Regions from separate parts of the Homo sapiens genome. Here region 2 is linked to region 1. A link is a loop called in an ENCODE intact Hi-C map of the cell type or tissue named here. Cell type or tissue: endothelial cell of umbilical vein. All regions are shown on one strand. Links, peaks and the distances in the headings refer to the core of each region. The heading gives the core; the rest is flanking DNA.

Region 1 (15,757 bases), core at 4,607-12,606:
CACAGGTACTGGGGGTTAGGACTTCAACATGTCTTTTGTGGGGATACAATTCAACCAACAACACTGATTGACATTAATGGTGTGCCAAGAGGATTGGTGAAGGTGGCAGCAAGGAGACACACTGTCTGTGGAAAATTTAAAAGCAATAATAAAACCAACTGAAAAATCAGTCTTTGTTATTAACACCATGCTCCCAGAATTCTAAACAATATTGACAGTCAAATACTCCTATCAGGGCCCTCCCACCTGGCCTGTACAGGGATGTTTGTGTTTGTACACCATTTACATGAGTTTTCTAGAGCTGCCATAACAAAGCACCACAGATTGGGTGGCTTAAACAATAGAAATTTATTTGCTCACAATTCTGGAGACAAGGAACCCTAGATCAAAGTGTCAGCTGGATTGGTTTCTCCCAAGGCCTCTCTCCTTGGCTTGTAGATGGCCATCTTCTCCCTGTGGTTTCACATAATCTTTCTTCTCTGTGAGTCTGTGTTCAAATTTCTTATTCTTATAAAGACACCAATCATGTTGTATTAGGGCCCACTCTGATGGCCTCATTTTTAACTTAGTTACCACTTTAAATTCCTTATCTCCAAAGAAAGTCACATTCTGAGATACTGGGAGTTAAGAGAGTTCAAAAATGAATTTTGAGGGAGACACAGTTCAGTCCATAACATTCTTGAACCCATCTATAAAGTATTTTAGGTATGATTACAGTAGAAACAAAAATCCTACATTTTCCAGAAAATACATTCTCCTATTCACTAGCATTCTGTTACCATACATATTACTGCAGCATTCACAAATGGGTTCCTAGGAAACACAGTTTCATGGGATGTTTTTAAAAGACACTGCTTGATAAAAGTGGTCCATGGTCAAATAAGTTTGGGAAACAAAAAAAAAAGAGCAGGTTTTCTCAAACTTGGCTTACCTGGTAACACCTTTTAGAAAGGTGCTCTGTAGAACAAAGTTGAAAGAAGCTGGCTTATGGCAAATTTTAAGACTATAAAAATTGTAGTGGTATTGTTAGGAGCACATATATATATAAAATTGCCCTTAATGGCGTGAACCCGGGAGGTGGAGCTTGCAGTGAGCCGAGATCGCGCCACTGCACTCCAGCCTGGGCAACAGAGCGAGACTCCATCTCAAACAAACAAACAAACAAACAAACAAAAAATAATGCCATTAGTCACTGAAAAGTTATAATAATACTCTTGTATATGTATTTTACTACCACAGAGCAACAAAAAGCTAGTAACTAAAAACTTGGTAATGTTATTATTTTTTATTTTTAATTTATTTTTATATATTTTTTCCTCAATCTCACATCATTGACATGTAGTAATATTTTAAGGCTATCTTTTATGACTGGAGTCTAGAACACAAACAAACATAAATTTGAGAATTGAAGAAGAGTTAATTGATGTTAACCCTAATGTCCATTAGTTGAGAGCCATTGGCTAACAGATCTGGCATGAGATTGAAAGTAAAGACAGCATCTTCCATGGAGGCCTTGCAGTGTTCCTAGATCCACTTTACGTAAAAGAATGAAAATGACAGAAAAGTATAAAGAAACAATTAAAACCATCCAAAATCTGACCAGCTAAAGGAAATCACTGTGCATATTTCAAATTGCTTCCATTCTTTTTAGTATGCTTACTTGTATTTGTTGCATAGTTGTTATTTTATTGCATATCAGGCTCCATGATCTGTGTCATGTACTAAAACCACATGATGATTATTTTATCATGTCATTAAAAATTATTCATAAATACCTTTTCTAGCAGTTGCAAATGCTACATACCATTCATTCCAAAACATAACATTTATAACTGTTTCTGTATCAGTAGACTTACTTTGGGTTGTCTAATTTTTTAAAATTATAAGTAGCACTATGAAGAGATATTGTTATACTGATATACATGAATATATATATATAATATGCACTTTGCATTTCTGATCATCTTCTTATGATAGATTCCTAGAAATAGACTATCTCAGTAAAAATATGAATATTTTAAAGCTCTTAGGTTAGTGTTATCGAAGTGTGGGAAAGTGCCCATTTTGCTTTATCTCTGCCAGTGTTGTGTATTATACTCTTAAAAAAACCCGACTCTACCAATTTTGTTAGCAAAAATTAATTCCATTTCCCGTTTCATTTCCTTGATTACAAGTAGGTTTGTTTATTTTTCTATTCATTCATTAGCTTTCCCTTTTTCTTTTCTTTTCTTTTTTTTTTTTTCAGATGAATTCTTTCTCTGTCGCCCAGGCTGGAGTGCAGTGGTGCAATCTCAGCTCGCTGCAACCTCCGCTTCCCAAGTTCAAGCAATTCTCCTGCCTCAGCCTCCCAAGTAGCTGGGATTACAGACACGTGCCACCACATCCAGCTGATTTTTGTATTTTTAGTAGAGGCGGGGTTTCACTATGTTGGCCAGGATGCTCTCAATCTCATGACCTCAGGTGATCCACCCGCCTTGGCCTCCCAAAGTGCTGGGATTACTGGCGTGAGCCACCATGCCCGGCCTAGCCTTCCCTTTTTTCTTAATTTTTATTTTTAAAATTTTAATTGTGGTTAAAATACATATAGCATAAAATTTACCAGTTAACCATTTTTTAAGTGTACAGTTCTGTAGTTAAGTAAATCCATGTTCAACCAATCTCCAGAACCCATTTCATCTTGCAAATTGAAACTATACATTCATTAAACAACAATATCCCATTCCCTCTCCTTATAGTTCCCAGCAATCATGATTTACCTTCTGTCTCTGAATTTGACTACTCTAAACACCCCATATGATTAGAAAAATACAATACTTGTCCTTTTGTGACTGGTTTATTGAACTTAGCATGTCCTCAAGGTCCATTTATGTTGTAGCATGTGTCAGAATTTCCTTTTTTTAAAGGCTAAATATTTTATTGCATGTATATACCAACCACATTTTCCCACCTTTGGTTTTGTTAAATCTTTATTTGTTTTTATTTTGTTAACCTTTATTTTCAGTCCAGGGGTACACGTGCAGGTTTGTTACTTAGGTAAATTGTGTGTCACAGGGGTTTGGTGTACAGAGTATTTTGCCACCTAGGTAATAAGCATAGTACCTGATAGGCAGGTAGCTTCTCAATCCTCACCCTCCTCCCACCCTTCACCCTCAAGTAGGTGCTGGTGTCTGTTGTTTACTTCTTTATGTCCTTGTGTACTCAATGCTTAGCTTCCACTTATAAGTGAGAAGATGTGGTGTTTGGTTTTCTGTTTCTGCACTAGTTTGCTCAGGATAATGGCCCCCAACTCCATCCCTGTTGCTGCAGAGGACATGATCTTGTTCTTTTCCATGGCTGTGTGGTATTCCATAATGTATATGTACCATATTTTCTTCATCCAACCTACCATTGATGGGCATTTAGGTTGGTTCCATGTCTTTGCTATTGTAAATAGTGCTGCAATGAACATACACACGCACGTGTCTTTATCCTAGAATGATTTTTATTCCTTTGTGTATATACCCAATAATGGGATTGCTGGGTTGAATGGTAGTTCTAAATTCTTTGAGAATCACCAAGCTGCCTTCCACAAGGCTGAACTAATTTACTTTCCCATCAGCAGTGTGTAAGAATTCCCTTTTCTCCACAACCTTGGCAGCATCTGTTGTTTTTTGACTTTTTAATGACAGCCATTCTGACTGGTGTGAAATGTATATGTCACATTTCGTTTAAGTCTGCATTAAATCTGTAGATCACTTTCAGTAGTACTCAATCATAACGGTATTAAGTTTTCCAATCCATTAACACAAGACGGCTTTTCAAGCTTTCCCTTTTTTGTGAATTTTTTTTCATATCCTTTGCCTTTTCTAGGCAGTCTTAATATCTTTAATTGTCAATGTTTACCAACTCTTTATATATTAAGGACATTCACCTTTTGTTATATTGTGTCACATATTTTCCCCAGCTAGCTATTCAGCTTTCCATTTTAATTTTTTTTGGGGGTGGGTGGGGGCGGGTCGAATCTCACTCTGTGGCCCGGGCTGGAGTGCAGTGGCATGATCTCGGCTCACTGTGACCTCCACCTCCTGGGTTCAAGTGATTCTCTGCCTCAGCCTCCTGAGTAGCTGGGATTACAGGCACTCGCCACCACATCCAGCTAATTTTTGTATTTTTAGTAGAGACGGGGTTTCACCACGTTGGCCAGGCTGGTCTTGAACTCCTGACCTCAAGTGATCCTCCTGCTTCGACCTCTCAAAGTGCTGGGATTACAGGCATGAGCCATCGTGCCCGGCTTAGCTTTCCATTTTCTTGATGATGTTTTGCTATGAGTTTTATATCAACTTAAAGTTTACAGTAGTCTTTTGAATTTTTTTTAAGGATAATTTTTTAAAACTGCACTCAGCTAGAAAAATAGCTAGCATTTATTGAGTGCTTACTATTCTATAAGCACTATCTTAAATGCTTGACTTGTACTAGTTCTTTTATCCTCACAACTCTGTAAGTGCTATTATTACCATCCCTACTTTGCATACGAAGAAACTAAGGCATAAGCAGGTTAGGTAACTTCCCCAAGGTCACATAGTTAAAGTCAAGCAATCAGATGCCAGAGACCTTGTTCCTTGAGCTCTATGTTCTACTGCCTCCTGTCCTTATTTGTGCCTTTTTCTCTCTATTCATGATCAATCATTTTATATGTTTATCAGGGAAAATGACTAAGAAGCAGGGAGTCTTTTTTTACTATACTTTAAGTTCTGGGGTACATGTGCAGAACGTGCAGGTTTGTTACATAGGTATACACGTGCCATGGTAGTTTGCTGCACCCATCAACCCATCACCTACATTAGGTATTTCTCCTAATACTATCCCTCCCCTGGTCCGCCCAACCCCTGACAGGCCCCAGTGTGTGATGTTCCCCTCCCTGTGTCCATGTATTCTCATTGTTCAGCTCCCACTTATGAGTGAGAACATGTGGTGTTTGGTTTTCTGTTCTTGTGTTAGTTTGCTGAGAATGATGGTTTCCAGCTTTATCCATGTCCCTGCAAAGGACATGAACTCATCCTTTTTATGGTTGCATAGTATTCCATGGTGTATATGTGCCACATTTTCTTTATCCAGTCTATCGTTGATGGGCATTTGGGTTTGTTCCATGTCTTTGCTATTGTGAATAGTGCCGCAATAAACATGTGTGCATGTGTCTTTATAGTAGAATGATTTATAATCCTTGGGGTATATACCCAGTAATGGGATCGCTGGGTCAAATGGTATTTCTCGTTCTAGATCCTTGAGGAATCGCCACACTGTCTTCCACATGGTTGAACTAATTTACACCCCCACCAACAGTGTAAAAGCAGTCCTATTTCTCCATATCCTCTCCAGCATCTGTGGTGTCCTGACTTTAATGATCACCATTCTAACTGGCGTGAGATGGTATCTCATTGTGGTTTTGATTTGCATTTCTCTAATGACCAGTGATGATGAGCTTTTTTTCATATGTTCGTTGGCTGCATAAATGTCTTCTTTTGAGAAGTGTCTGTTCATATCCTTTGCACACTTTTTGATGGGGTTTTTTTCTTGTAAATTTGTTTCAGTTCTTTGTAGATTCTAGATACTAGCCCTTTGTCAAGTGAGTAGGTTGCAAAAATTTTCTCCCATTCTGTAGGTTGCCTGTTCACTGTGATGATAGTTTCTTTTGCTGTGCAGAAGCTCTTTAGTTTAATTAGATCTCATTTATCAATTTTGGCTTTTGTTGCCGTTGCTTTTGGTGTTTTAGTCATGAAGTCTTTGCCCATGCCTATGTCCTGAATGGTATTGCCTAGGTTTTCTTCCAGGGTTTTTATGGTTTTAGGTCTTACATTTAAGTCTTTAATCTATCTTGAATTAATTTTTGTATAAAGTGTAAGGAAGGGGTCCAGTTTCAGTTTTAAGAAGCAGGGAGTCTTTGCAAGCTCAAGGTAGGATCTTTGTCAAACAGGAAATATGGTATTATGCAGCAGTGAAACGAGGTCAGTTCTGAGTCCTCAGTCTAGGTTACAGGAACAAAGTTAAGAGTTTGTTCTTATGAGGAATAGAACTGAGTATGTCTCTAGGTCAAGAAAAACACTGTGGCAAAAATGAGAACATTGAGCAACTAATTCAAAATTTCATATGGAACAGTTTCAATAACCATCGGGTAAATGACTTCTTATGGTGAGTGTGCTCAGAAGTGCTCACTAATACTGGTTGATTGAGAGTGATATTTACAATACCAAACAGTCATGTCATTAATAGTATAACAACTTTTTCTTACCAGGGGCTTTTTTGAGCCAGTAAAGGAGAGGATCTTCCCTAGGATTTTTGTTTGTTTTTAAGACTAGCAATGTGCTAACTGCATCCCTTCTACATCCATGAAAGAGAATGCACCCTAGGCTCTCTAGACCAAACTCAGGCATGCTTTACTTGTGGCGTGCATTCAAAAGGAGGAGAACATGGTGAAAATGTCTTGAACATCATTCTAGTAACCATAGTGATACCAAAGCAAACCTGGATCCTTATCTCATATCTTGTTTATTTTTCAGAAAGAATTTATTTACACATAGACCTTTAATTTTGAAAAAGATGCCCCTCTTTGTTATTTGATTGTGTAAGTGATGTTTTGTTGGCCTTGCTTCACAGCAAGTCTCTGTAATACCTCGGTATGTTGCCAGTGGCTGTCTCTGTCCTCACAAACAAATGTTCCATACTTGTCTGACCTGGGCAGCCAGGCTATGGGGTCCAAGGAAGGATAGAACACCTGGAAAGTGACAGCAATGTTTTTGGGGTCAGAACTCTCAAAGTGGAAAAGTTATTCAAGATCCAGCTGCAGAATGAATGAGCACGTTCTCTGCTTTTAAAAAAAAGTTTTATTTTTTAAAAAGAAGTAATAAAGCTGGGCATGGTGGTGCTCTCCTGTAGTCCCAGTTGCTCAGGAGGCTGAGATGGGAGGATTGCTTAAGCCCAGGAGTTTGAGACTAGCCTAAGCAATACAGTGAGACTCCATCTCTAAAAAAACAAAACAAAACAAAAAACAAAAACAAAAAAAGAAAGAAAGAAAAGAAAAAGGAGTAATAAAGAGAGATATTGGTGCCTCACTGCTCTAAAGGGCTTTGAGGAAACAGTTCTAGGCTCTCCACAGAATTTGGAAATGCATCCTGGGGGGGTGGACTGTGAAAAACATCTGAGACATAAGCTCTATGTGACACTTGGTGGGTACTCATGAACATTCAGGGTTCTTGAGGGCCTGAACTGCTTGTTTTGGTAGCCTTGCATTTTCAGGGCAACAATCCCTGGCATCGAGTGGACCCTCAAGAAATATTTGTTAGCTGCCAGATGCAACTTTCCGCTGTATTGTCAACACTTTTTCAAAACACGTCACTGAGGATTTCAGTAACTTCCCAGCAGCTACAAGGAATCTTGGGAACCTTTTCTCTAGGCAGAGCAGGCTATTTAATACCCCATTTGTAATAGGGTGATTTAAAGATACTTTGAAAGCCAATCTAAGAAAAGACATTTCTCCGATGGTGCCTGAAGTTCGATGCATAGAGGTTTTTCTTTCTGTTACCCTCACTAAGTTCTTTGAAAATGCCTACAGAAGGGGTGTTCATATCAGGCCCTTGTGCTTCACGAGAATAAGTTGATCGGGTAAAAATTTTCTCCATAAGAGAGACCACTATTGGGAGGGGGCAGCTGCCCAGTTAGGAGGGTTAGACTTGTCCTGCACCAATATTGTCAAGCAAGTGGGCTCAAGGGTCCCTCTGGACTCTCCTACTTAACCTTCACTATTGGCTTAAATATAGGAGTGACCATCCCCTCTCCAGAAACTGGCCTCAGTCCTGTAGCTTATTTCTTGGGATCAGTGACCCACCTCCACTTTCCACCACCTCCAGAGGCTCGAGAGAACCTGTCCCTGTCTAAACAGCCATTATTAAATGTGACTGTATTTTTTTCTCTATAGGAATGATGTATTTTCTATTTAAAAAAAAAAAAAAAAAACTCCCACAATCTTTGTGTGACTTGCATTTGAGAGCGGCCAAAGGACCTACTTGCAAAGCAGTGCAGAGGCTGACATTTACTGATAATCTGCCATGCACGAGGCACCCGGCCAGAGGGACGCTTCCTGTTCAAAATGACTGTTAGGCAGATGCTATCATTTCCATGTTACTGAGAACAAAGTTGAATCTCTGAGAGAGAAAAAAAGGAACATTCACAGGGTCACAAAGGTGGGTTGAATTCCAGAGACCCTGTTCTCTCTACAGCAAGGAAAATTACCCATACCCAGGAGAGCAGGGAAATGTCATAAATTCTTTGTATGCCCTCACTGCACTTTGCACAGGGCTTGGAGTCTTTGATGGAGAATGCATGTAACATAACCCACTGAAATTAAGCTTAAACAAAAATGATACTTTGCTGGGAGGGATCCTGGTCACCCCCTAAAATCCGAGGAAAGTTGAACAACCAGGCCTCAGTACCAAGAGTTCTTGGGTTTTATATCTGTCTAATGCTACACCCGCAACTGGACTAAATAACCTGCATCTCTGTCTCTTAGTCAGAGTTCTCAAGAGAGAGACCCTAATTGGCTCCTGGTCAGCCAATGAACTTCCTCCTCCTGAGTCAGGTGTTCACTTCTAGTCCAATCAGCTATGACCAAGAGTCAAGCAAAAGCAAAACTTCCGGGGGCTAATTCTGAAGTCTGCCCAATGGTGTCTACTGTACCCAGATATAATTCAATACATGTTTATTGTCTGGTGTTTTTTGTGTTCATTCGTTGCAACCAAGTTCTTTAAGAACCTTGGATACATCGTCCTTCATTTAATCATCAGGCGGGGGTTGATAGGCCATAGTGATCAAGAAAAATATGTGAAATTTCTATATGCCAGTTATCGCTGTGTTAAAAACCTTCAGAGCAAATTAAGAAAGGAGAAATAAACTATTTGTTCTCAAAAGCTTGGTTTCAAGGGGACCGAGGAAATGGGAAAAGCATCTGTGGACAAGGCTATTGTGCTTGCTGCTGGAAGACTACCAAGGCCAGTTACTAAACGGGTGGGCAGCAACAAGTAGTTGCTTTGTTTTTTTTTCCCCCATAGGAAGTTGTTGTCTCTGTTTTGCAAGTTTGTCAAATTTCTTTTGTTTCTGGGGTCAATAACCTAGATACTTGAGACTCTTTTTTTCCCCTTCCGAGGGTCCTAATTTTGCATTTTACGTAACACCAATCTTGACCAAAAGCTGATTTATTAAGGAGGTTTCTTCTGGGTTAGTTGTTGGTGCTGGAGGCTGCGTGTACATGACTTAGTCTTCTACTGCCACCATGAGGGAGATGCTGGAATTGCAAGGCTCTTTTAGTTATCAAATGTAAATTTTCATAAATGAAAGTGAGCACGTTTAAAATTATCTCTATCTATTTATCTATCTATCTGTCTGTCTATCATGTTCATATATATATAAAATGGAACAATCCACCTCCTAAAACATATCCTCTGAAAGGCTTAAAGAGATATATAGTATTGCCAAGTGTGTCTGAGTTAGGTAGGCGAGGGTTTGAGACCTGCCTCTGCCTACCACTACAACCGCCCTTACACTAGACATTTAAGTCTTCTAAGCCACAGGTGTAAAAATGGTCTGATAGTACCCATTTCACAGGGCTTGGTATTGAAAAAATGACATAGCCTGTGTCAGTCTCTAGCATTTGGTAAGTACTCAATAAATGATTACCATTGCTATCACCTGAAATTGACCACGGCTGAAAGTATTAGAAAAGCTTTCTGCAGGGAGAAAGAGGGGTGAGGGTGGAGGGTACCAGTAACCCCGTGAAAACAAACACCAGTGCACAACTGGAGTGGATGCTCAATAAACATATGAAAGGTTCAGGGGAAAGGGGTAAAGTCACCAGGGATGGCTCTAACAGCCAAAAGAGGGATGGAAAACACTCTTTTAAGCTGACCATTTTAGAGTCAAAGAACCAAAAATATAGAATGTTCGTGTGGTAAGGATTCTAGATATGTACTCCAGCTTTTTTTTTTTTTCAAGTGGGGCAACCGAGTGATTGAATCACTCTTCAAGTTAAAATGTTAATCAGCAGTAAAGTGGGACTAGAACCCAAGACTTTTGTTTTCTTTTCTTTTCTTTTTTTTTTTTTTTTGAGACAGGATCTAACTCTATTGCCCGGGCTGGAGTGCGATGGCACATTTGTAGCTCACTGTAACCTTGAAGCCCTGGGTTCAAACAATCCTTCCGCCTCAGCCTCCTGAGTAGCTGGGACTACACTCACACACCACTGTGCCCAGCTAATTTTTATTTTTTTGGGCAGAGACAGGAATCTCACTATATTGCCCAAGCTGGTCTGAAACTTCTGGCTTCAAGTGATCCTCCCGCCTTGGTCTCCTAAGGTGCTGGGATTACAGGCATGAGCCACTGTGCCCACCCCCTCAAGACTTTTGACAAATAATCCAGAGCTCTTTATATATAAGCACCAAAATATCAGTCAAGATTAGCCAAATCAGGATTGTCTTGGATTGAAAAAAAAAATGGGCAAGTTGCTTAACCTGATTATGCTTTAGTTTCATTACTGGCAAAATGGCAATCATAATATCCTACTGCAGGGGTTCTAGTAAAGACTGAGATGCCACATGGAAAGCATTTAGATTTGTGCAATAAATGTCCACTGGTATGATTATATGAGTACAGACTTCATCTGGTACAATTACACCGTCTCCTGAATGTGATCAACAAAACTTTGCCATCTCTAAAACCACTGGCTTCCTAACCCTGCCTCCATGATAAACTCTTTAATGGTGGGAACATTTGTACCTCTTTATACGTTCTCGTGCCTGTATAATTACCTTTTTAAAATTAAACTTTTAATTTTGAGGTAATTCTAGGTTTATATACAGTTATAAGAAATAATACAGAATGATCCCATGTACTCTTCACCCAATTTTTTTCCAGTGGAAACAGTTTGAAGAACTGTAGTACAGTATCACAACCAAGATATTGGCATTGACAAGATCGACCCATCTTATTCAGTTTCTCCTGTTTTACTTGTATGCATTTGTGTGTGTGTGTGTGTATTTAGTTCTATACAATTTTATCACCATTGTAGGTTCATGTTTCCACTTGACAGTCAAGACACCAAACAGTTCTATCTTTCATGAGGATCCCTTGAACTGGCCTTTTATAACCACACCAACCTCTCTCCTGTATCCCCCTGCCCCATCCTGAAACTCTAGCAACCAATTTGTATTGGGCTTTTTTTTTTCTTGATTATAATTCACTGGAGACTCATCCAGATTGCTGCCGATATCACTAGTTTATTCCCTTTTGTTGCTGAGTAGTATTCGATGAGATAGGTGAGTAGTATTAGATGAGATAGATGTACTGCAATTTGCTCAGCCATTCACTTCTTGAAGGACATCTGGGTTGTTTCCTGTGTTGGGCTAGTAGGAATAAAGCTGTTGTGAACATTTGTATACAGCTTTTGTGTAAATATAAGCTTTCATTTCTCTGGGATAAATGCCTAAGAGTGCAACTGCTGGGTCGAATGGTAATCACACATTTAGTTTTATAAGAAATTGCCTAACTGTTTCTTAGAGTGGCTGTACTATTTTATATCCCCACCAGCAACACACGAGTAATCAGGTGTCCTGTGTCCTTCCCAGCATTTGGTATTATCACTAGTTTTTTATTTTAACTCTTTAAATAGGCAAGTAGTAATACTCATTGTGGTTTTAATTTGCATTTCCCTAGTGGCTAATGATGTCAAACATCTTTTCACGTGCTTATTTGCCATCTGCCTCACCTCTTTGGTGAAATAGTTCTTTTATGACTTTTGCCCGTTTTATGATTAGATTGTTTGCTTTTCTCTGTTGAGTTTTGAGAGTTCTTCCCATATTTTAGATATAAAGCCTTGACATATTTTACTTTTAAAGTACACATCAACACTGGATTGTGAGCAGCATAACATACGTGGTACATAGTTGGAAGTAAAGCTCTCCTCAGCAAATGTAAAAGAACAGAAATTATAACAAACTGTCTCTCAGACCACAGTGCAATCAAACTAGAACTCAGGATTCAGAAACTCACTCAAAACCGCTCAACTACATGGAAACTGAACAACCTGCTCCTGAATGACTACTGGGTACATAACGAAATGAAGGCAGAAATAAAGATGTTCTTTGAAACCAATGAGAACAAAGACACAACATACCAGAATCTCTGGGACACATTCCAAGCAGTGTGTAGAGGGAAATTTATAGCACTAAATGCCCACAAAAGAAAGCAGGAAAGATCTAAAATTCACACCCTAACATCACAATTAAAAGAACTAGAGAAGCAAAAGCAAACACATTCAAAAGCTAGCAGAAGGCAAGAAATAACTAAGATCAGAGCAGAACTGAAGTAAATAGAGACATAAAAAACCCTTCAAAAAATCAGTGAATCCAGGAGCTGGTTTTTTTGAAAAGATCAACAAAATTGATAGACCGCTAGCAAAACTAATAAAGAAGAAAAGAGAGAAGAATCAAATAGACGCAATAAAAAATGACAAAGGGGCTATGACCACCGATCCCACAGAAATACAAACTACCATCAGAGGATACTATAAACACCTCTATGCAAATAAACTAGAAAATCTAGAAGAAATGGATAAATTCCTTGACACATACACCCTCCCAAGACTAAACCAGGAAGAAGTTGAATCTCTGAATAGACCAATAACAGGCTCTGAAATTGAGGCAATAATTAATAGCTTACCAACCAAAAAAAGTCCAGGACCAGATGGATTCACAGCCAAATTCTACCAGAGGTACAAGGAGGAACTGGTACCATTCCTTCTGAAACTATTCCAATCAATAGAAAAAGAGGGAATCCTCCCTAACTCATTTTATGAGGCCAGCATCATCCTGATACCAAAGGCTGGCAGAGACACAACAAACAAAGAGAATTTTAGATCAATATCCTTGATGAACATTGATGCAAAAATCCTCAATAAAATACTGGCAAACCGAATCCAGCAGCACATCAAAAAGCTTATCCAGCATGATCAAGTGGGCTTCATCCCTGGGATGCAAGGCTGGTTCAATATATGCAAATCAATAAATGTAATCCAGCATATAAACAGAACCAAAGACAAAAACCACATGATTATCTCAATAGATGCAGAAAAGGCCTTTGACAAAATTCAACAACGCTTCATGCTAAAAACTCTCAATAAATCAGGTATTGATGGGACGTATCTCAAAATAATAAGAGCTACCTATGACAAACCCACAGCCAATATCATAGTGAATGGACAAAAACTGGAAGCATTCCCTTTGAAAACTGGCACAAGACAGGGATGCCCTCTCTCACCACTCCTATGCAACATAGTGTTGGAAGCTCTGGCAGGGGTAATCAGGCAGGAGAAGGAAATAAAGGGCATTCAATTAGGAAAAGAGGAAGTCAAATTGTCCTTGTTTGCGGATGACATGATTGTATATCTAGAAAACCCCATCGTTTCAGCCCAAAATCTCCTTAAGTTGATAAGCAACTTCAGCAAAGTCTCAGGATACAAAATCAATGTGCAAGAATCACAAGCATTCTTATACACCAATAACAGACAAACAGCCAAATCATGAGTGAATTCCCATTCACAATTGCTTCAAAGAGAATAAAATACCTAGGAATCCAACTTACAAGGGATGTGAAGGACCTCTTCAAGGAGAACTACAAACCACTGCTCAATGAAATAAAAGAGGATACAAACAAATGGAAGAACATTCCATGCTCATGGGTAGGAAGAATCAATATCGTGAAAATGGCCATACTGCCCAAGGTAATTTACAGTTTCAATGCCATCCCCATCAAGCTACCAATGACTTTCTTCACGGAATTAGAAAAAACTACTTTAAAGTTCATATGGAACCAAAAAAGAGCCCACATTTCTAAGTCAATCCTAAGCCAAAAGAACAAAGCTGGAGGCATCATGCTACCTGACTTCAAACTATACTACAAGGCTACAGTAACCAAAACAGCATGGTACGGGTACCAAAACAGAGATATAGACCAATGGAACAGAACAGAGCCCTCAGAAATAATGCCACATATCTACAACTATCTGATCTTTGACAAACGTGACAACAACAAGAAATGGGGAAAGAATTCCCTATTTAATAAATGGTGCTGGGAAAACTGGCTAGCCACATGTAGAAAGCTGAAACTGGATCCCTTCCTTACACCTTATACAAAAATTAATTCAAGATGGATTAAAGACTTACATGTTAGACCTAAAACCATAAAAACCCTAGAAGAAAACCTAGGCAATACCATTCAGGACATAGGCATGGGCAAGGACTTCATGACCAAAACACCAAAAGTAATGGCAACAAAAGACAAAATTGACAAATGGGATCTAATTAAACTAAAGAGCTTCTGCACAGCAAAAGAAACTACCATCAGAGTGAACAGGCAACCTACAGAATGGGAGAAAATTTTTGCAACCTACTCACTTGACAAAGGGCTAATATCCAGAATCTACAATGAACTCAAACAAATTTACAAGAAAAAAAACAAACAACCCCATCAAAAAGTGGGCGAAGGATATGAACAGATACTTCTCAAAAGAAGACATTTATGCAGCCAAAAAACACATGAAAAAATGCTCATCATCACTGGCCATTAGAGAAATGCAAATCAAAACCGCAATGAGATACCATCTCACACCAGTTAGAATGGCAGTCATTAAAAAGTCAGGAAACAACAGGTGCTGGAGAGGATGTGGAGAAATAGGAAGACTTTTACACTGTTGGTGGGACTGTAAACTAGTTCAACCATGTGGAAGTCAGTGTGGCGATTCCTCAGGGATCTAGAAGTAGAAATACCATTTGACCCAGCCATCCCATTACTGGGTATACACCCAAAGGATTATAAACCGTGCTGCTATAAAGACACATGCACATGTATGTTTATTGCAGCACTATTCACAATAGCAAACACTTGGAATCAACCCAAATGTCCAACAATGATAGACTGGATTAAGAAAATGTGGCACATATACACCATGGAATACTATGCAGCCATAAAAAATGATGAGTTCATGTCCTTTGTAGGGACATGGATGAAGCTGGAAATCATCATTCTCAGCAAACTATCCCAAGGACAAAAAACCAAACACCGCATGTTCTCACTTATAGGTGGGAATTGAACAATGAGAACACATGGACACAGGAAGGGGAATATCACACACTGGGGCCTGTTGTGGGGTGAGGGGACGGGGGAGGGATAGCATTAGGAGATATACCTAATGCTAAATGACGAGGTAATGGGTGCAACACACCAACATGGCACATGTATACATATGTAACAAACCTGCACGTTGTGCACATGTACCCTAAAACTTAAAGTATAATAATAATAAAATTAAAAAAAAATGTGGTAGTAAAATATATGACAACAGTAGCGCAGAGAATGGGAGGTGGTGGGTGAACGTGTACTCCTCTATGGTGTTTCCTTGTATATGAACTGATTTAGTGTTAGTCTATGCTTAATTGTAGTAAGTTAGAGATGAATATTATAATCATTTAAAAATATGCAAAGAGATACCTTATTTATTTATTTATTTATTATACTTTAAGTTCTGGAATACATGTGCAGAACGTGCAGGTTTGTTACATAGGTATACACGTGCCATGGTGGTTTGCTGCACCCATCAACCCATCACCTACATTAGGTATTTCTCCTAATGCTATCCCTCCCCTAGCCCACCCACCCCCTGACAGGCCCCAGTGTGTGATGT
Region 2 (15,757 bases), core at 2,848-10,847, 670 kb before region 1:
CACTTTTTATTCTCAGGTTGGTCCTTGGTTTTGGTATTGGTTCTCATCTGCTTAGCATCCTTTGTAGAATCAGGACTTTCTTTTCATTTCTTTTGTAGTCTTTCGTGTTACTTTTTTTTGTCGTGCGATCTAAAGGTGTTATTTGTCATAAAAGAAGCAGCATAAGAGCAGAGGCCCAGGAGCCTGTTTTTCAAGATAGCCTCACAGTACATTAAGTTTGAGGTTCTCACTGGACCTCTTTCCATTTGTCACACTTTGCTGTGGGTCACCCCTAAAACCGAATGAAGTTCTTCTCTCTTGATTTTTGGTTCTTGTTGTTCTGCAAACTTGGCAGTGCCAGACAGAAACATCACAGTTTCCACTTGAGGCAGAGTATTGACTGTGACTTTAGATTTACTTTATCCTTGTTAGGTGGTAATCCATATATCTGACTGAATAATTCTCTATTGTAGTTTTGAGGCTTAAATCATGTAGCCACTAAAAAGCTGAAGAAATGCCTAGGGCGAGATCTGGGGAAGGGGCATGGACCTTCCATGCCTTCCCTGGACAGGCCACCCTCCAAGAAGCTCCACGTGTTCAGCTATCCAGAAGCTCCCAGGTACAGTTTCAAAGACAGGAAAATAATGGCTTGTTGTTCCCTCTGATCAGGGCAAGCTTTGCATCTTTTTCCTCAGGTGGATGCAATGAGCAATGAAGAAGCTTTTCACTCAAACCTGCCCTACCTTCTGTATACATTTCGACCCCGTAAGACAAAAATAACCAAACTGCTGAGTGCCTTCTGCCTTAGATTTTATGTTTAAACACTTGAGACCGTGAAGCATTAGGTGACAGGAAAGTAATTCAGCTCCACTGCGTGCCTTTTATATGCTAGTCATTAGGCTATGATTTTTATAAATATATTTACATTTATTTCTCAGAACACTCTACTGTGATAGATTTATATCTAAAATGTTTGTTATACACATGACCAAATACAGGTACAAGAAACATCGGTGACCTGTCCAGCGTCACAGTCATGAGAGAAATTAGTGGAATCACTGCAAGTAACCACTGATGCTACAAATAGGGTTTGCTCACTCTGCTGTGGTTTGTTTTACACATAAGCCCTGCCATTTACATAATCCCAAGACAGCCTCCCCAGCACAGTGATCTCGAACGTGTCTGTTTTCCTCTCTCATCATACTACAAATCCCAGGCTCACTTTTATGCCCAATATTAGAAGTTCTTAAAAAAGAAAAAAATAAAATTAATAAAGGAAAAACTAGGAAATAAGGTATGTCTTTAAAAGATACCCCTAAAAAATATATTTTTTCAAGCAAGCTACTAATTTTCAAAAAACAAAAAAAAAAGAAGCTCTCTCAATTATTTTCCATAAAACATTGTTCCATTACCTTTTCCATATGATGTTGTCCAATTCTAGTCATGATTGTGTTTCAAGACCTCACCTAATATTCCCATGGTAATGTGGGAAAATTGTTTACATAGTAAAATTGGTAAACATGGTAAAATTATTCATATAGTTAAAACCAGTGCATAGCATAGGACATCTTCTTTCTTCTCATTTCAAACTGTGTTTCCTACAAAACTTTTATTTATTTATTTATTTTGTTTATTTGTTTGTTTGTTTTTTTTGAGACAGAGCCTCGCTCTGTCACCAGGCTGGAGTGCAGTGGGGGCAATCTCAGCTCACTGCAACCTCTGCTTCCTGGGTTCAGGTGATTCTCCTGCCTCAGCCTCCTGAGTAGCTGGGACCTTAGGTGCACGCCACCACCCCCGGCTAATTTTTGTACTTTTAGTAGGGACTGGGTTTCACCATGATGGCCAGGAGGGTCTTGATCTCTTGAACTCGTGATCCACCCACCTCAGCCTCCCAAAGTGCTGGGATTACAGGCATGAGCCACTGTGCCTGGCCCTGTATTTTATTTTTCTTTGAGACAGAGTCTTGCTCTGTCACCCAGGCTGCAGTGCAGTGGTACAATCCTGGCTCACTGCAACCTCCGCCTCCTGTATTCAAACGATTCTCCTGCCTCAGCCTCCCGAGTAACTGGGATTACAGACACCTGCCACTACGCCTGGCTGATTTTTGTATTTTGAGTAGAGATGGGGTTTTGCCATGTTGGCCAGGCTGATCTTGAACTCCCGACCTCAGGTGATCTGCCTGCCTCGGCCTCCCAAAGTGCTGGGATTACAGGCGTGAGCCACCATACCTGGCGAATACTTTTAAATAACAGCTTTATTGACATGTATTCACATACTATAATTGCCACCCCTTAACAGAATATTATTCAGTAATTTTTAGTACATTTACAGAATTCTGCAAATACTGTCACTGTCTAATTCCAGAACATTTTTATCACCTGGGAAAGCAGTAGCACATGCTTTGGCAGCCATTCCCCATTGTCCCCTTTCTCCAGCCCCTGTCAACAACTGATTTCCTTTCTGGACTCAAATGGTCTGGATGGTTCATACAAAAGAATTCATGTTACATGTGGCCTTTGGTGTCTGGTTTCTTTTATGGAACATGTTTTCAAGGCTCACCCATGTTGTAGCATGCATCAGTACTTCATCCCTTTTCATAGCCCAAGAATATTCCATTGTCTGCTACAGCACAACTTGTTCCTCCATTCATCCATGGGTGGACATTTGGGTTGTTTCCACCTTTTGCATAGCATGAATAATTCTCCTATGAACATTTCTGTGCATGGATTAGTGAGGATGTGTTTTCCTTTCTCCTGGATGTAGACCTGGTAGTGGAATTGCTAGGTCATTGGTAACTCTATATTGGACTTCTCAAGGAACTGCCAGCAAAGGAGGAGACCCCTCCTCCCAGCTTTGCTGATGCAAAATCAGTCTGGCTGCTTAGGTCTGTATCAAATGCTGCACTTTAGGTAATCCTGGTATCTTGGGCACCAGCCTCTCAAACCTTAGTCAAGTGGACCAGTTCATACAACTGGCTGGAAACTTAGGTTCCTGGTCACCATTCTTGGAATTACTGGAACCTGAGATTCAGCTCCTTTGCAGCATTCTCTCCCCAGGCCTTCATCTACCGACTCTCAAACATTCTATGCCTTGTCCTAAGCTGTTGGCTGGAGTCCAGCCTCTGAAGTCCCGAGCACCTGGAATCATGATTCCCCATCCTCCTGAGTTCATGGTTCATCAGCGTTTGGAAACCTTTGTCAGGGTGCTGGATCCATAGGCTGCATTGTCTTCTAGAATCACACTTGCCTGAACCCTCCCCATATTCACTCTTTTCTCATCTCCATGGGACTCTGCAATACTGGACACCAGCGTATATGCCCAAGGCCCAGCCTGCTGCTAGTCGTGATGCTCCTTCCACGGTCCTGCCCACTCACAGAAGGACCGAAATCACTCTGTGTTCTCTGTTGATGGAAGAACAAAAAATATACTATATGGGGCTCTCTCCTTTATGTCTTTCCCACACAGGTTGTATTTGCTGGCAATGTAGTTGAGAATGGCTCTGGTCTGCATCAGCTTCATCCCGTCAATCTCAACCATTGGCACTTGCTGGAAGAACAAACTCCCATCTTTAGAAAATAGAAAAAAAAAAAAAGGCAGAGTGAAATTTCTATGAATCCCACCCTTTCAGGATGAAAAAGTGGTTGTGGAAATGACTAAATGTATAAAATGAAAAAAAAATTGCCTGGCAACTGTTCAAATGAAATAGGAACTTATTTTTAGCTTCTGGAAGTGCTTTTTCTTATCAAGCGTTCTTTTACTTTTTATACTGTTACTTCATTTATGTTTTTATTTCCCATCCAGCTACAGAATAGGTCGCTTGTATTGTCTGTGTTGATTTATTTTCATGATATCTTAGGAAGAAGTTGGGAGAGACTGCAACAGGTCACCAGCCAGATGCCATTTAACATGGGAATTTCTCAAAGTAAGTCTCATGCTGTTGAAGACATTAAACACAGTTCTGAGAGAAGCTTCTATGTAGGCTCTTTGTGTGCCCTTCAATACCCCCATTAGACAGTGTGTGCAGGGCAGGCTCTGTGTTTCTTACCCCATGGCTTCTACCCTGGCTCATGTCCCTCCTCACCCTGTGACCTGGACTTCCAACCAAGTCAACACTGTCTCATTATCTAAGCAGACAATATTGCAAAGATATCACCTTGTCAAACTTATAATAGAAACAATTCAAAATGGACCTATTTCAACTCCTTTTGTCTAAAACATGTCCTTGCGTGTCTTTGGATGGGGTGGGCTATATGAGATCCTGAGTTGATGACCACAGCTCACTCATGGTGCCAAAAGCAGGAAAGCAAGAAAAGGGATCCTCAGAGTGCTGGAGATGGTTCTCCAGCAAATACAAAGAGAAGTCTGGCCCTTTTTAGCCTGGAAAGAGTTGCCAGACCTGCTCTAGGAGCCCATCCTTTCCATTTTATGATTTTCTCCCTCTCCACCATCACCAACTACAACCCTACACACATGTAAGCATTGCTGGCTGTTCAAACCTCCCTGTGTACCTTCTACTAGATACCCTCCTCAGAGGCACTTAGAGACTTGATCTTACTATTTCTTAACTTTTCCAAATCTTTTGCAGATTCCAGAAATTTCTCTTCAAACTGGAAGCAGAAACAGTAAATGGGCTCTTATTAATTCATTCCATAGCACTGTAGACCTTTAACCTTGAATGGCTTCTGGCTGGTACATAATTTGGAAAATATAAGATTTCTGAGCTTGGCAGAGCACACAGAGGAGGCTGGTGGTGGCCATTTTGAAATTTACACTAGATCATCGAGAAAAGGGCATGGATCACAGCACATAGTCGCTCAATCTTCTAGTTCACTTTACTTCCACCTTGATCGCTCCCATGTCCATGATTAGGTCATGATTTGAGAGGGGATGTCACTGCAGTTAAAGGATCATGCAGTTCTTCTAATTATGATGTTGTCATATCTTAGGAAAGCATATGTCTCTGAGTGAGATCAGACCACAACCTTTGTGACCCCAGCATGGGTATGCCATAGGCCAGTGGCCACCAAAGATTCTGCCACCAAGGGCCCTCTGCTATAATTTACATCAGCTTAGTTTGTAGGAGCCCTGCTAAAGTTGAAATAGGTCATAGCTGTTGCACAGTTATAACTCTTGCAATTATAATTTTCCCTCCTGGAGAATATGGGACACAATAGAATAGAATTCTCAATTTCAGGAAGGAATTAAAGTCCCCACAGTAACATTATTTTTAATGAAAATCTCTGGCTTGTGACATGGCTGTGTGGGTTTAATATCACTGTTGTCATGTCCTGGCTTCTTGACTTTGGACACATTGTTAAATCTCTCTGTGTCTCAGTATCCTAATCTATGAAATGGGAATACTTATGGTACCTATGTTATAGGTTGGTATGAAGATTAAATTTCAAAGTCATGCAAAGCACTCAGAAAAGTAGCAAGTGTGTAAGTGCTCATTAAACATACACTATTAGGATTCTGAAGTATGGCTGCTATTTCATATCATCCTTAAAAAAATTAAATCAATCTAATATTGATGAAAATATACTCTATTGCTGATCTATATCAGTGATTTAAACTTTGAAATAAATCACACCTTGTCCTGAGTGTAGTCACTTTGGTTGGAATGGCAGCCAGCAATAAGGCTGTCTCAATCTGATCAGAAGCTCTGAGTGGATGCAGGTATTTAATACAACTATGAAAACCAGTTATTGCATAACAATGCAGTTGACTTAATAGGCAGAATCTATAAAAATAAAAGTCAAAGTAGACACTTACCAAGATTTCCTGTATTTCACTGTTGATATGATCTGGTACCAATCTTGACTCTGCCTCAAAATAGCTGTGTGATCTGGGAATCATCACTTAACATCTTCAAGCCTTAGTTTCCTCATCTGCAAAATGGGGATAGAATATTTTCTTAAACAGAATATTGTAATGTTTTCAAAATGCATGATACAGGGCCTGACCCGCGTGCATCAACATCAAGTAATAAATGGTAGTTGTGTTTGCAGTGGTTACTTATAGTTTAATGGAGTTCTTTACGGTGAAAGTTCAGGAATTTGGGGGTTTCTAGCTTGCTCCATGGAACAGTTTGTTGTGGATCTATGATCGCACAGGACCAGGATGTGGAGATCATGGGGGGTGTGTGCCAGCAATTAATAAAGCGTCCAATTCAGGACAAACCTAAGGAACGGTGGGTGGTCCTGGCAGGAGGGTGACCGAGGTGGGGTGGGATTGGCAAGTGGGATGTGCTTGTGAGGCTGAGGACTGGGTTGTGATCATCAGCCTTAGGGCACTGAGACCCCAGAAGCCTGAGCAAGGTCTGCAGTCAGCCCTGCCCCCGCCTTCAGTCAAGCTGGTTGGAGGCCAGGGAGTCTGGGTTCCTCCCAGCCTTGCCCCTCCCTCCCTCCTGCTGAACTCTTCCTACCCGGGCTCTGAACACATCCCTGAGCTGTAGAGCTGATGTCTGGGTGACAGGGTATTCATTCATACAAAGAAAACAACCTGGAATGGCAGTGTTTGGATTTCTTGTGTGCTTATTTCTTCATAGGATTGAGAAAGGGTGAGGCTAAAGTCCCAGGCCCTCGTGAAGCAATGAAGAAAGTGCCTTCCCAAGGTTCAGGCCCACACGGCGCTGTGAGGCTGAAGGGGCGCGCTAGAACTTCCTTTCACAGGATGCCACCTCACCTGAAACCCTCCTTTTCGGCTGCCACCCGAGGGACAAGATCTCCTGAGTCTGTCCATGAGTTACCCCGAGGAAAACCCTCAGGCAGCCCCTGAGGGACTCTGTTCTGGACTTGGAAGTGTTTTTCTCAGTGACACCTCTAGAGGGCAGCACTCAACGGAGTCCCACAGACACCTCCCAGCATTTCCTGCTCAAACACTGGAAGGATGACCTGGTAACGCTGGGGACTGCTTGGGTGTTCTCCTGGAAGCTCCTGATTTTAATCACCTGTTTACTTGTCTCCATTCTTATAGGTATGTAGGCTACTCGAGAGCAGGAACTGAGTCTGTCTCGTTCACTGTCTATCATCAGAACCTCACACAGCACCTGGCACTTAGTAGGTGCACAACAAAATAATCATCGAATTAATATACTCAGTCTTTAACAGGTTATTTGTTATAATCCACTGCCTTCCACCTCTCATGTGTGGTATGCATTTTAACTTTACATTCACTTCCTGATATACATTTTATCCCCTTATTACATAAATTTCTAACATGTATAAAAATAACACAAAAGTATCACGACCTTCCTTGTATTCCTCTCATAGAATCAGTAACTACCAATGTTATTGAAAAGAGTCAAACTCTGTAAAATATTTGGAGATTTATTCTGAGCCAAATATGAGTATCTAGTGCCTGAGATACAGCCCTCAGGAGATTCAGAGACCGTGTGGTCGAGGTGGTGAGGGTACAGCTTAATTTTACACATTTTCAGGAGACATGAGACATCAATCAAATATATATAGATGTACATTGGTTTGGTATGGAAAGGAGGGATACTGGAAGTGTGGGTTTCCAGGTTGTGTGTAGATTTAAAATTTGTCTGATTGGCAGTTGGTTGAAAGGGTTAAGTTACTATCTAACCACCTGGAATCAATAGAAAGGAATGTCTAGTTTAGGATAATAAGGGGTTGTAGAGAACAAAGTTTTACCCTGCAGATGAAGCCACCTGGTAGCAAGTTTCAGAGAAAATGATTGTACTTGTTTCTTATCAGACTAAAAAAGTTTGTTCTGTTAGTAATTCCAAAAGAGATGAGGTATAATGAGGCTTGTCCAACCCCCTCCACTTCCCATCATGGCCTAAATTCATTTTTCAGGTTAGCTTTGGAATGGCCTTGCTGAAAAGAGAGATCCATTCAGATGGTCAGAGTGAGGGAGGGAGCTTAGAATTTTATATTTGGTTTACACCAACTAAAGCCAATGTGTTTTCATATACATGCCCACCCACTTCCCCCATCTTGTAATAATGTAAGGAAATCCCAAATACCGTATATTCCATCCTTAGATACTTCAAAGTGTTTCCCTAAAACATAAAAACTATGATTCCAGCAAACCAGTCTCAGATTCCAGCAAACCAGTCTCATGTGCCCATTGGTTAAATGTGACCATTCTCGCCATGCTAAGAGGTGCGAGTATGTGGTAATAATGAATGTAGGGAAGTTAGTGGGAAGAGGAAGAATTCAAGAACTAATATTTATTGAAAACTTTCGACTGATCCTTCCTTCCCCAATGCTAGTCTCTTTCAATATGTTATATCTTGACTCCTCCTTATAGTCCCATGAAATGCTTGTTATTATCTCCATTCCTTAGTTAGTGAAATGGAACATCAGAAAAGTTAAATGCAATGTCCGCTATCACACTCCACGTGGTGATGAACTTGAAAATCCACACCCAGGACGAAAATGAAGGTAGGCCTAGAACCCACCCAGGTGAAGGCCCTGAGAACCCATGAAGTGGCTGTGAAACCAGAGGATGTCACTGACAAGGAGGACCACCTCTTTGGCTGTTAGGCTGAATTTGATGAAAAGCAGAAATTAGGCCTCAGGCTTGCTTAACTGTAGCTCGAAGAACCAAATTCTTTCAACAGACAGAGGACCCTAATTTCTTGCTTCTTTTGGTTTTCTGTATTCCACCTCTTTGGGGTGCATTTTGTTTTATAACCTGGAAAAACATGTTGCCTCATCAACTTTGCAGGCTTGAATAGGAGATAGTATCTATTCAGCATCAGTCACACACTGGCCATTCCTCCAAATTTATCTTCATTTTATCTTACAAAAATCACCTAAGTTGAATGTTATTATTATTCTCATTTTACAACTGGTGATACTGAGATTTTTAAAGCAACTCGTCCAGAGTAAGTGGTGAATCTGGGATTCAAACCCATTGCTATTCAAAACCAATGACTGAGCCTTATTTTCTGTTAGTGTTTCTCAAATATGTATGCTAATTTTCCAGAAAATTGTGAAAGCTACATATTTTTTAAAGAAAATAGGAAAGAATAAAAAAATACCAGAGAGCATGACATGCTGGAGAGTAAGTAATGTTTCATGAGTTTTTAGTTTCAGTTACATGTATGTTATGTGTATGGATATTTGCATGTGTGCACGTTCATTTGGCCATTGCAAATGGTTAGAGATAAATTCACTAGGGATCATCAAGGAAGTTTGTTGGCCCTTGCTCTATCCCAGCCTGCTTGGGAGGTGGAGCATAGCAGAGAACCAGCAAATGAAAACCAAGTGTACAGGGACAGGCCATAAATAATTGGATCATGAATGTGAGTGGAAACACACAGGACTCATTGAAAGCATGAGTTCCAAGACTTAGGAACAGTGGCATTTTCTCTCCAAACCCCCAACTCTGTTATAACATATTAAGATTCTTCTTGCAAAGTTTTGTGGTCATCGAGGTTGATACATTTGTACAAAAATATACTTGTCTTTACCAACAGATGTATTTCTAAAAAAGTACGTATGACTTGAATTTAGACATTAAAATCTTTTAAATGTCTACATTTTAAAATGTGGAACTCAACAGTCTAACTTTTAGAAAGTAAATAATTATTTGAAACATACTTAATCAACTCATCTGTCTTGTAATTAGAGACTTTACACATTGCACTTTCCTCTCATTGGAAATGGAAATAGCATGATTCAGCAGAAGGAAAGGGAGAGTGAACCTCACAGAGAGTGGGGTGTGCTTCTTTAATTGTTATGGGCTAGAGTGCACAGAGTGATTCAAATCGCACACTGGCACCCTTAGCCATTACTGAGGATCATGTTTCAAAGGGAAATGAATTATTATTATCTCACATAACATTTTATAATAATGCTCTCGCTTACATGTAACATATCACCTTCACTATATGAGGTTTCCAAAGGCCAGGCCAACACTGAGGCAAAGGTTACCACTGAGCTTTGTTGGGTCAACAGAAAATGAGAACCAGAGAGGCTCGAAGATTTGCCATGGGTCACACACACATTCTCCTCATTCATGGTCAATATCTAGGGAGTGTGTCTACCTTCTGCAACAACCCTGGGAAACGGCTCCTAATATCCTAATTAAAGATGGGCACACTGAGGTTCAGAGAGCTAAAGCGACTGGCCCACGCTGCACACTTGGTGAGTGTTGGGTCAGCTTGAACTCCTTCTGATTGCAGGTCCATAGCTTTTCTACTCCACCCTGTAAGCTGGCTCTGCTTCTATCTGAGAAATTGTTTCATATTTTCCCATACAGACTCCATTAACCAACTAAAGATTGGAAGGGAAGGGCGAGAGGGGGACACCTGAATCTCGAGTTCCTTTCTGTTAGCAACTTTTCAGGAGCTTGATTGGAGAAAATAATAATAATAAAAATGTTTCTTTCTCTACTTTGGCAACCCTAAAAACTTAAATGAGTTGAGAACTAGTATAACTGTATTTTCCTCAACTAGAAAATGGGCTTGTTTTGAAAGGAATATAAGTGGTGAAATTCCAGTAGTAAATTAGAGTTAATTTACTCTTGGTCCCTGGGTGGTCCTAATTATTGCTTCATATCAGAGAGAAGGGAGACTGAGATAAATCACAACTCCTTCCATTATGAGGTTCATAAACTCAGTAGGCTCTTCAAATTCTGAGCTCAAGTTTCTCCTTTCAAAATAGGGATAGTTATATCTATCTTTGAGGGCTGTTGAGAAAGTTCAATGAAATATTGTATATAAAATTTATAATAGGAACTGAATAATGAGAGTGACCTCCTGCCCCCACTTCTTGGGATGTGGATGAGTCTCTCGGAACACACTGGGTAGCACATGAGTCTCCTCTCTCTTTCTCTCTTAACCCATCAAGCTCTGGTAAAAATAAGATTTTATATATATCTAGATTTCTTTTCGAATAAGTCATATAATGAGTCTCTTTTTTTAAAGCTCCTATACAGAGATTAATGATAGTCACTGATACAGTCAACCTGGGTTAACAAAGTTTTCAGTGAAGTTTCAGGGAGGCCTGACCCATCGTTAACACAGACTTACTTAACTCCTAGACTGCAGCAGACCTGGTTCCCAGGTTGTTTTATAACCTGGAAAAACAGACGTTTTATAATCTGGAAAAAGGCTCCCATACCCTGCACCTGGTGGGCCTCTCTCCTCAGGCCAGGCCTAGCTACCACCCACTCCCTGCTCTGAGCACTGTGAACCTGTCCTGTTCCCAGGCCCTCTTTGCATAAACTCCAGTGGAGTGAGAGTGAGCCTCACTGCTTCTCTCTCCAGCTATTCATAGCTCTTGGGCAGGGTCTCACTCTCAATACTTGATGAAAATGGTTGCTCCTCTACAGCATCCTGTTCCTTACCTGAAAATGCAGACATTTTGCTAACCTTTCTTCTATTTCTTGTTTTCAGCATATTTCCTTCTTTTAAAAAGTTTCATTCAAACTGACTAACATTGATTGAGCTGTTTCGGTGTCTCAAGCAATAGTGATGGCTTGTAGCAGAAAAATATTTGGTTGGATTTGGTCTCTGCCCTAAAGTGGTTTAGATCTAGTCAGAATAACAGGCTTCTGGCCAACTGACAGAACAGAATGTGCTCAGCAGTGATTTCACTTTAAAGGATTCCTAGAAATTTCAACCCGGGAATCATGATTCTGTTAACCAAGGAAATCAGAGAAAGGGGAGAAGGCTGCCAGGCTGAGAAAACTGAGGACTCTTGCCCTTCTGCCCAGGTGGGCTCCTTCTTTCCAGGGTAGCATCTCAATCTGCAGGTTCAGTAGATTTTGTACCTCCCAAATGTCTGCCTTCCTACCCTTCAAATTAGTATCAATCCTCATTCTTGTGCAAACATTGCCTTGCAACATGCATTTCTTGTCATTTCAGTATCTTCTCACATGGGTGTTGTATTAGTCCATTTTCACACTGCTATAGGGACCTACCTGAGACTCGTAATTGATAAAGAAAAGAGGTTTAGTCCACTCATAGTTCTGCAGGCTGTACAGGCTTCTGCTTCTGGGGAGGCTTCAGGAAAATGACAATCATGGCGGAAGGTGAAGGGGAAAAAAGCACATCTTCACATGGCTGGCAGGAGAGAGAGAATGAGGGGGTGGGTGCTACATGCTTTCAAACAACCAGATCTCATGAGAATGCTATCACAGGACAGCAGTAGGAGAATGGTGCTAAAACACTGAAAACCACCCTCATGATACAATCACCTCCCACCAGGCCCCACCTCCAACACTGGTGATCATAATTCAACATGAGATTTGGGTAGGGACATAGAGTTACACAATATCATTCCACCCCCTGGCCCCTAACATTTCAAAACACAATCATGCCTTCCCAATAGTCCTCCAAAGACTTAACTCATTCCAGTATTAACTCAAAAGCCCAAGTCCAGAGTGTCTTCTGAGACTAGGCAAGTCCCTTCTGCCTACAAGCCTGTAAAATCAAGAACAAGTTAGTTACTTCCAAGATATAATAGGAGTACAGGCATTGGGTAAATGGTCTCATTTCAAAAGGGAGAAGTCAGTCAAAACAAAAGAGCTGCCGGCCTCATGCAAGTCCAAAACCCAGCAGGGAAGTCATTACCTCTTAAAGCTTCACAATAGTCTTCTTTGACTTCTTTGACTCTTTGTCTCACATCCAGGCCATACTGATGCAAGGGTGGGCTCCCAAGGTCTTGGGCAGCTCTGCACCTGTGGCTCTAGACAGTACATTCCTTAGGCTGCTTTGACTGGCTGGTGTTGAGCACCTGCAGCTTTTCCAGATGCATTTTGCGAGCTGTTGGTGGATGTATCATTCGGGGGTCTGGGGTACAATGGCCCTCTTCTCATAGCTCCACTAGGCAGTGCCCCAGTGGAGACTCTGTGTGGGGGCTCCAACTTTTCCCTTCCCCACTGCCCTAGTAGAAGTTCTACATGAGGGCTCCACTCCTGCAGCAGGCATCTGCCTGGCCATCCAGGTGTTTCATTAAATCTTATGAAATCTAGGCAAAGGCTCCCAAGCCTCAACTCCTGCTCTCTGTGCACATGCAGGGTTAACACACATGGAAGCTGCCAAGGCTTCTTACAGCTTGCACCTTCTGGACCAGTGGCCTCAGATGTATCTGGGGCCCTTTATAGCCATGGTTGGAGGTGAAGCAGCTGGGACACAGGATGCCATGTCTCGAGGCTGCACAGAGCAGCAGGGCCCTGGGTTTGGCTCACAAAACCAGTTTTCTCTCCTAGGCCTCTAGGCCTGTGATGGGAGGGGCTGTCACAAAGCCCTGGACATGCCCTGGAGACATTTTCCCCATTGTCTTTGCTGTTAACATTTAGCTACTTTTGCAAATTTCCAAACTTTTGCAAAAGGAACAGTATGTTAATAACTAAGACTTTTGCAAATTTCTGCCACTGGCTTGATTTCATCCCCTGAAAGTGGGATTTTCTTTTCTATCACATGATGAGACTGCAAATTTTCCAAACTTTTATGCTCTGCTTCCCTTTTAAATATAAGTTTCAATTGCAGATTGATTCATTCAGATTCAATGACAGATTTCAGATCATGTCTTTGTGAACACATATGAACATGTGTTGTTAGAAACAGCCAGGCTAAATCTTGAATGCTTTGCAGCTTAGAAATTTCTTCTACCAGATACTCTAAATCATTTCTCAAGTTAAAAGTCTCACAGATCTCTAGAACAGAGGCACAATGCCACCAGTCTCTTTGCTAAGGCATAGCAAGAGTGACTTTCACTCCCATTCCCAAAAAGTTTCTCATCTCCATCTGAGACCTCCGCTGGACTTCACTGTCCAAATCACTATCAGCATTTTGATAACAACCATTCAACTAGTTTCTAGGAAGTTCCAAACTTACCCTCATTTTCCTGCCTTCTTCTGAGCCCTCCAAACTGTTCCAGCCTCTGCTCCTTACCCAATTTTAAAGCTGCTTCCACATTTTCAGGTATCTTCATAGGAATGTCCCACTTTTCTGGTACCAGTTTCTTGTAGTAGTCCATTTTCACACTGCTATAAAGACATACCTGAAACTGGGTAATTGATAAAGAAAAGAGGTTTAATCAGCTCACAGTTCTGCAGGCTGTACAGGCGTCTGCTTCTGTGGAGGCCTTAGGAAACTTATATTTATGGTGGAAGGCGAAGGGGAAGCAAGCACGTATTTACATGGCTGGCAGGGGAGAAAGAGAGTGAACAGGAAGGTGCTACACACTCTCAAACAACTATATCTCATGAAAACTCTATGAGAAGACAGCACTAGGGTGATGATGAGAAACCATTAGAAAACACCCCATGGTCCAATCACCTCCCACCAGGCCCCACCTCCAACACTGGGGATGACAATTCAGCATGAGATTTGGGTGGGGACACAGAGCCAAACTATATCAGGTGTCATATTTTTTTCCTGTGAATTATTTTATAGCCTGGACAGGTCTTACATCTGGATCCAAAAGGAGGACATCACTGAAGCTCCTAATCTTTCCTTTACATTTTTCCCCACTATTAAACATTTATTCCAGGACATTGTTGACTTATATTCTAATGGCACCATATATATTAACTGGGTTCCTTTAGGTGCATTTTAAAAACTGGTTATAAGGGCTGGGTATGGTCACTCACACCTGTAATCCCAGCACTTTGGGAGACAGCGGTGGGAGGACTACTTGAGCCAGGAGCTTAAGTGCAGCATGAGCAACATAGCAGACCATGTCTCTACAAAAAAAAAACAAATTACATCAGGTGCAATAGCGTGCACCTGTGGTCCCAGCTACTCAGTAGACTGAGCTGGGAGGATTGATTGAGCCCAGGAGGTGGTGATTGCAGTGAGCCATGATTGTGCCACTGCCCTCCAGCCTGGGCCATGGAGAAAGACCCTGTCTCTAAATCAAAGCAAAACAAAGCTAGTTATATGCTGCAGTAATTATTTAGTTATTCTATCAGCTTCTGAATTTTAATACTTGAGAAGTCATGTAGTCTGCAGATTCCAAACCACAAAATATTTTGCTCCCATAACCCAGAGGACATTCAGAATATCTGGAGTCATTCTTGGTTGTCACATCAAGGCAGAAGGTGGTGGGTAGTGCTTCAACATAGGTAGGTGGAGGCCGGTGATGCCTTGGAACATCCTATCATGAACAGGACAGCCCCTGCACCCAAAGAATTACCCATCCCAAGGAGTGCCAAGGGTAAGATGAGAGACTTTTCCTTAGCCATTTTCAAGGTTTGCTGTGAGTTGGTTGAACCCTAGAGAATGTGACTTGTCATCTAGCTAATTAGTGGGAAAGAATGAATCAGAGTCTAGTTTTCCTGACATTCAGAAACTAATTTATTCCTATTATAAATCAACCTTAATTTTGAATTTTCACAGCTATAAAGTATTACAGTTACTTATATACACATTGTGTCCCTACTAAATTGTGAGGTTCCGAAAGAGCAGAGAGGTCTCACAGTATGTTTAACACAGTGTATTGCACATGGTAGTATTACAATATCACTGATACTTGGATAGATCACACAGCAATGCTAGACATTTTAGCAGTCACAGAGATTTCTATAATTTCATCTTTTGAACTTACTTGAGAAAATCAAATGATATAGAAAAAATTAAATACAAAAATTAAATAATAGATTCAAGATAATGGATCAGCCAATCCTGATTATCAGACTCAATTTTCTACAATTTCACAGAATAAATAAAGATATGGGTGTGGCTCACTGAGTAGACCCAGAAGGACTAAGGAAGGAGGAATTTGGAAAAAGCAAGGTTATCAGGCAAGTGTTCAACTGGGCAAAGGACAAGGATTAACAGATATTTGTTGAA

Evidence for each region. Hi-C counts contacts between places; a loop is a spot of excess contacts. Peaks named below come from ENCODE experiments on the same cell type or tissue, not always from the same donor. Only the 100,000 strongest peaks of a DNase experiment are listed, where the experiment ranks them.
Region 2: a loop joins it to region 1, with 18 times the contacts of the local background. A loop is called at or near these places in 4 of 110 quality-filtered maps.

Annotation. Positions count from the first base shown.
Region 1 is chr6:53,475,536-53,491,292 of GRCh38, forward strand. The region is part of intron 3 of GCLC-AS1 (GCLC antisense RNA 1); the gene reads left to right. Among named protein-coding and RNA genes, the nearest start is that of GCLC-AS1, 52 kb to the left of the region's middle. In endothelial cell of umbilical vein, for the core only: a CTCF peak has its summit at 9,294; a DNase peak (open chromatin) is centred at 9,246; H3K27me3 peaks cover 954 bases.
Region 2 is chr6:52,808,875-52,824,631 of GRCh38, forward strand. It overlaps the pseudogene GSTA6P. Among named protein-coding and RNA genes, the nearest start is that of GSTA1, 13 kb to the left of the region's middle. RefSeq lists an enhancer at 6,708-6,757. In endothelial cell of umbilical vein, for the core only: a CTCF peak has its summit at 6,799 (motif pointing right); no DNase peak of the experiment used is centred there.